Regions from separate parts of the Homo sapiens genome. Here region 2 is linked to region 1. Evidence: chromatin loops called from intact Hi-C (ENCODE). Cell type or tissue: PC-3. All regions are shown on one strand. Each heading gives the region's core, and the rest is flanking DNA. Links, peaks and the distances in the headings are about the cores only. Region 1 overlaps RNF103-CHMP3 (RNF103-CHMP3 readthrough). Region 2 overlaps RMND5A (required for meiotic nuclear division 5 homolog A).

Evidence for each region. A loop is a pair of places that touch in the nucleus more often than their neighbours do. Peaks named below come from ENCODE experiments on the same cell type or tissue, not always from the same donor. Only the 100,000 strongest peaks of a DNase experiment are listed, where the experiment ranks them.
Region 2: it touches region 1 in a loop (6-fold over the local background); 8 of 110 quality-filtered maps call a loop at or near these places.

Annotation. Positions count from the first base shown.
Region 1 is chr2:86,703,197-86,706,009 of GRCh38, reverse strand. All of the region lies in intron 1 of RNF103-CHMP3 (RNF103-CHMP3 readthrough), which reads left to right. Among named protein-coding and RNA genes, the nearest start is that of RMND5A, 16 kb to the left of the region's middle. In PC-3, for the core only: no CTCF peak of the experiment used is centred there; DNase peaks (open chromatin) are centred at 1,139, 1,399 and 2,159; H3K4me3 peaks cover 1,712 bases; H3K27ac peaks cover 2,067 bases.
Region 2 is chr2:86,763,085-86,765,897 of GRCh38, reverse strand. RMND5A (required for meiotic nuclear division 5 homolog A) reads right to left here. Exons shown (of 9, transcript NM_022780.4): 5 at 705-871; 6 at 1-39. Among named protein-coding and RNA genes, the nearest start is that of CD8A, 26 kb to the left of the region's middle. In PC-3, for the core only: CTCF peaks have their summits at 783 and 982 (motif pointing left); a DNase peak (open chromatin) is centred at 1,007.

The DNA of each region.
Region 1 (2,813 bases), core at 77-2,576:
TCTCCATGCTGTAGTACTTCCACAAAGCGTACATACTTCTATTACGGTATATGAAATGGCAAGAGGCAGTACAAATGAACGTGAAATCCGGCACCAAACTGAGTTTGACACTCAGCTCTACTGTGTGACCATGAGCAAGTTATTTAACCTCATGTTGCCTTAATTTCTTTATAAAATGGTGATAGTAATAATACCTAATAGAGTTGTCATAAAGGTGAAATGATTGGCTGGGCACGGTAGCTCACACCTGTAATCCCAGCACTTTGGGAGGCCAAGGTGGGGAGATCTCTTGAGGTCAGGAGTTTGAGACCAACCTGCCCAACATGGCAAAACCCCGTCTCTACTAAAAGTACAAAAAAAAAAAAAAAATAAGCCGAGCATGGTGGTGGAAGCCTGTAATCCCAGCTACTCGGGAGGCTGAGGCAGGAGAATCACTTGAACCCAGAAGACAGAGGTTGCAGTTGCAGTGAGCTGAGATCATGCCACTGCACTCCAGCCTGGGTGACAGAGCAAGACACTGTCTGAAAAAGAAAAAAGAAATAAAGATTAATGATTGGCCAGGAGTGATGGCTCATGCCTGTAATCCCAGCACTGTGAGAGGCCGAGGTGGGTGGATCACTTGAGCTCAGGAGATCAAGACCACCAGCCTGGGCAACATGTCGAAACCCCATCTCTACAAAAAATACAAAAATTAGCTGGGTGTGGTGACACGCACCTGTATTCCCAGCTACTTGGAAGGCTGAGGTGGGAGGATTACCTGAGCCTGGGGAGTTTGAGGCTGCAGTGAGCAGTGATCACGCCACTGCACTCCAGTCTGGGTGACAGAGTGAGACCCCGTCTCAAAAAATAAATAAATAAAAATGATTAATGATTAACTAAATGTAAAATGCTTAGAAGAATCTCTGGCATATAGTAAATATTATACTTGTTAGCTATTATTTATGTGCTTAGTTTACTTAATTAGACCATATGCTACTTGAGGGCTGTGTAAATTAAGCTGTAAATTACTCCAAACTTACTCCAAAACTTGACTTAACATTGTCTCACAGGTGGGTCAGGAATCTGGGAGTGCTTAGCTGGGTCACTCACAGGATGCAATTAAGGTGTTGGCTGAGCCTGCAGTCATCTGAAGGCTTCATCTGTTTTCAAGCTCACTCACGTGGTTGTTGGCAGGATTCAAGTCCTCATGGGTTGTTAGATTCAGCCTCAGTTCTTCACTAGCTGTTGGCCAGAGGCCACTCTCAGTTCTTTGCCACATAGGGCTTGTCCGTGGGGTGCTTACAACAAGGCAGCTGGCCCCCCTCAGAATAAGCAAGCAAGAGAGCAAGATAGACTTCACCCTATTTTTATAACCTAATCTCAGAAGTGACTCACCTTTCTGGCATTCTATTTGTTAGAAGCGAGTCACTAGATCCAGGCCACAATCAATGTGAGGGAATTATACAAGAACAAGAATAAGAGGAGGCTGCTGTCACTGGGAGCCATCTGGGGGCTGCCTACCCCAGTCTACCTTCTGACCCCCGTGATTCACATTCCACATGCACAATATACTCACTGCCTCCTGAAGTCCCCCAGAGCCTCATCCCATTGTATGTAGGTGACTGTAACTTATTTGTAACTGCAGCCACTTTTTCTTATTGATTTGAACAAAAGGAAAAGGGTAATCTTCATTATGAAAGAGAAGTATAGAAACTCATGTCTCTAAAACTAAAGCCATATGAATAAAATTCCATAAAAATACAATAAAGAATAAGATTTTTTTCTTAGCTGTAATTTTGTATACCCTAATATGTAACAGTCACTACGAGACTGAACAAAGGAGGACAAACGCCGCTTGTGACAGTTACTACGGGACTGAATGAAAGAGGACGAACGCAGAAATGAAAACTTAAGACAAAAGAATCTATTTTAAAGAAGGGGTCGGGGGCTCCTTGCTTCTAGTGAGCAAGGGCCTTGAGCTTTCACAGCCCTCCGTATTTATTGGATAGAAAGAGCAGGGAGGAGGAGGTAGCGATCCGTCAGCTGCTTGATTGATCATAGGTTCCCATTATTGCTAACAGGCTTCAGATGTGCCTAATCACAAGAAACACTTGCGCCTGAGGCGTGACTGCACTCAGCGTTCCCTCTGGGTGGCAGACGCAATTTGTCAGTTTGCCAACATTCTGCCTTTATGAGAACAGTTTGCTGTTTACTCATATAGCCTCCAGTGGTATACTGAGTTAATCACAACCCTCATTCTTTTGGCCTCCAACACTGATATAGTTGGAGAATTTAATAACTACATTTTAAACATGCATCATTTTATTTCACATCCATGTTTGATTCAAGGGCAAAGATGCAAGAGATCAGAAGGTAAAACCTCATTTTATGTTTTAAATTTTAATAAGCTCGTTCATATAATTCTGTTTACTGTTGGGTTCACAATTGCAAGGAATATGGATAATTTATACACCTTTTTCCAAATCAACCCCGATCATGGTTATCCAATAATGTACAATCAGCTAAAACACATTATTGCATTGAAATAGATCATTTCTCATCCAATCATATCCGGGGTACTTCTCCAATCCCTAGATATGGGCGCATTCAGTCTTAGTGTCTACACCCCGTGATATGGAAGAAAAACAGAGTAGGTATACATAGTACCATGTGCCCTTTTCTCTCTAACCCTCCTCTCCATGATTTTCCAAGGCATAAGCAAAAGCCACAGAACCAACTATTCATACTTTGCCGGGATCCTCTGGCTTGGGTCTGCAACAGCTTTTTCAATGAAGAGTTGAGTTCAATGCCTTGAAGCAAATTGAAGGAAATGA
Region 2 (2,813 bases), core at 1-2,500, 60 kb before region 1:
GTCTCAGGTACACAAGGCTTCCCATCAAAACCTGAATGTCTAAAAAAAGCACCAGCAAGAAAGCATTAGTTTGCTTGCAGTAATAAGCTGCGAAAAGCAAGAATACCCCCACCCATACTGATACAGCCTAAAATAATGTATTAACAGGTCTTTTAAAATTCTGGTCCTTAAGCTTGGTTTCTTCCTTCATCCTAAATTAAACAGCATGGAGAGAAAAGGGAAGAAAAGGAAAGCAGTGAAAATACTGAACTTATAATTTAAATTCTTCTCTACAGCATAGTATAATTACCATTACCTAGAGAAGTAACAATTATGTCATCACATTATCTCTGACTGCAGAGTTAATGTTTCCTACACAGTTTCGTGGGGTTGACAGTTGCCACCTTGGCTCTCTGACACTTTGCTGTGGCAAGAGCAGCAGCATACAGCCAGGTGGGGGTGGAAAAGAGCAAGTGCACACCTTGCTCTTTCTCACATCTCCTCTAAGTTTAATATGGAATTCCAAAATCTGCAACATCTCTGACTTCTAAGAGGCTTTAATATTTTTGTTTTTGTCTAGAGCCAGTCAGAACTTTTCCTGTAAGTGATTATCAACTACAACTGTTTACTGGCAAACAGGTATTAGCTCTAGTTAAGAACTGTTAAGTTACAGTGGTGGCTATAGCCCTGTTTCAAACATTAATAACATCTGACTCTAGACTCACCTTTTTGATGATTTAGGGCAAATGGCTGAAAATTTTTAGCATATTGTAATGCCTCTCGCTGATTTGTGGTTCCACCCATTAACAAGCTAATAAAATACAGTCTGTGTAGCTTAAATTCCAAGGAGCTGTTTTGAGCTATAAGCATTTCCCGGTTTGACACTGCCCACCTAAAGAAAAGGCAAAAAAGACTTTAAGAATCAAAAGCATAAGCAAGGTGTCTTAAAAACTATTTGAAACCCAGTAAAACAAAAAAGGGGCTTGGTCTGCCATCTTGTGGAAGTCTATGGTAACATCAATCCCTAGGGCCCAGACCTTTGTCAGGAAAGTAACCACCAATAACTACACTTGCAGAGGCCCTTCAGCCAGTGAAAGAAAAAGCATTAAGATAGACAATCACTAGAATGACTCTCATGTGTCACATGATGCATCTGAACTTGCATAGGACCACACTTTGAAGCGGTGTCAGCCACGAGATTCACAATTAAATTGCCTAGATCCACTGCTCTTTTCCTACAAAACTGGCCTAATATATACAAGCATGAATCAAAGATCCTGAAAGGGAACTATACTTTTAAACTTTCAATAGTTGCAAGATTTTGTTCACTTTGTGATTAAAAACAGTAAATACCATTATTTCCCCTCAAGGTGCTTTCAATCTGATCAGGAAGATAAAGCTAGACAAGTATCATACAGTAAATCTTACTGTGCAAAATGATTTGTACAAACATAGTTCTAATAAGGGAAAAAACAAGATTCAATTTTAAATGAGCCAAAATACAGCCCCTCGGGCTTCTATAGAACAGTTGGAATAATCAATCTTGAACTGGAACTACCAAGTCAGGTGAGGGCAAAGGCAGGAAAGTATATAGCCAGCTGTTAAAATCAAATTTTGCAATAAGGCAATAAGGAAACAGTACTTTATTTCTCTAAATATATTAATATATAGAAGCTGTTAGCATTATATTATTTAATTTGACCATCAGTTAGACAAATACTCCCCACCTAACCTAATTCACCAAAGACCACTAGAATCTGAACTGGGTAAGAATACAAAATCTCAGTAACTCCATAAACCACAAGAGTAAAATCTTTCAAATTATTTATAATGAATTTGCTGATTGAGATTGGACTTCACAGAGCTGCACTTTTACTGGGTCCTAACCTTCCCAGAAAGGGCTGCACAAGCATGTAAACATTCTAATTAACTTGCTGATGTATTCACACCTTACAGTCAAATCATGAGGCTTCTTTGACTTCAAAGTCAAAGTGATTTTTAAAAATATTAATCATCTGGATCTTGGAAATATTTACCTAAATTTGTAAGCCTTGGTTCCTTGCCTGGCACTAAAATGATGCAGTCAAGTGGTAACACCAAGTCAGGTAAACCTGCTGACAATAATGTACTTTTTTTTTTTTTGGAGACGGGGTCTCACTCTGCCACCCAGGCTTCTGTGCAGTAGTGTAATCGTGGCTCACTGCAGCCTCAGCCTCTCGGGCTCAAGTGATCCTCCTACCTCAGTCTCTGAAGTAGCTAGGACCACAGGTGTATGCTGCCATTCCTGGCTAATTTTTTTAAAAATTGTTTTTGTAAACACTATGTTGCCCAAGCTGATTTTGAACTCCTGGGCTCAAGTGATCCTCCCGCCTCAGCTTCCCAAAGTGCTGCGGTTACAGGTGTGAGCTTCCGTGCCTGGCCAACCAGCAAAATACTTCTGGCAGTGGTCTTTCGTGAATGCCCCACATCAATCAACAGTACCAACAGCACTGTGCTTTTTGCAGTCTCTAGTCTGCCAGGCACCTTACAGATTTCCAGTTCCAAGTAGTGCATTTAAATTAGATCACTTTCAAAAGTTTATACACCCCTTCAATCATATAAGCATGAGTATGTTTTCCTACTAGCAAGTAAGGAAAGGCAGTAAGATTTTTCTTTTTTCTCTTTCTGATACGAGATGTATGTGTAAGGGCTTGTAAAGTCAAAGACTGGAGCTAATAGAGTAACTACAAATTTTAATTTTAAAAAAGTCAATAGAAAAAAACGAAAAATTCATAAATAGACAATTCACAAAAAAACTCATTTTCATAGGAATATGTTCATGATATAGTGTTAAA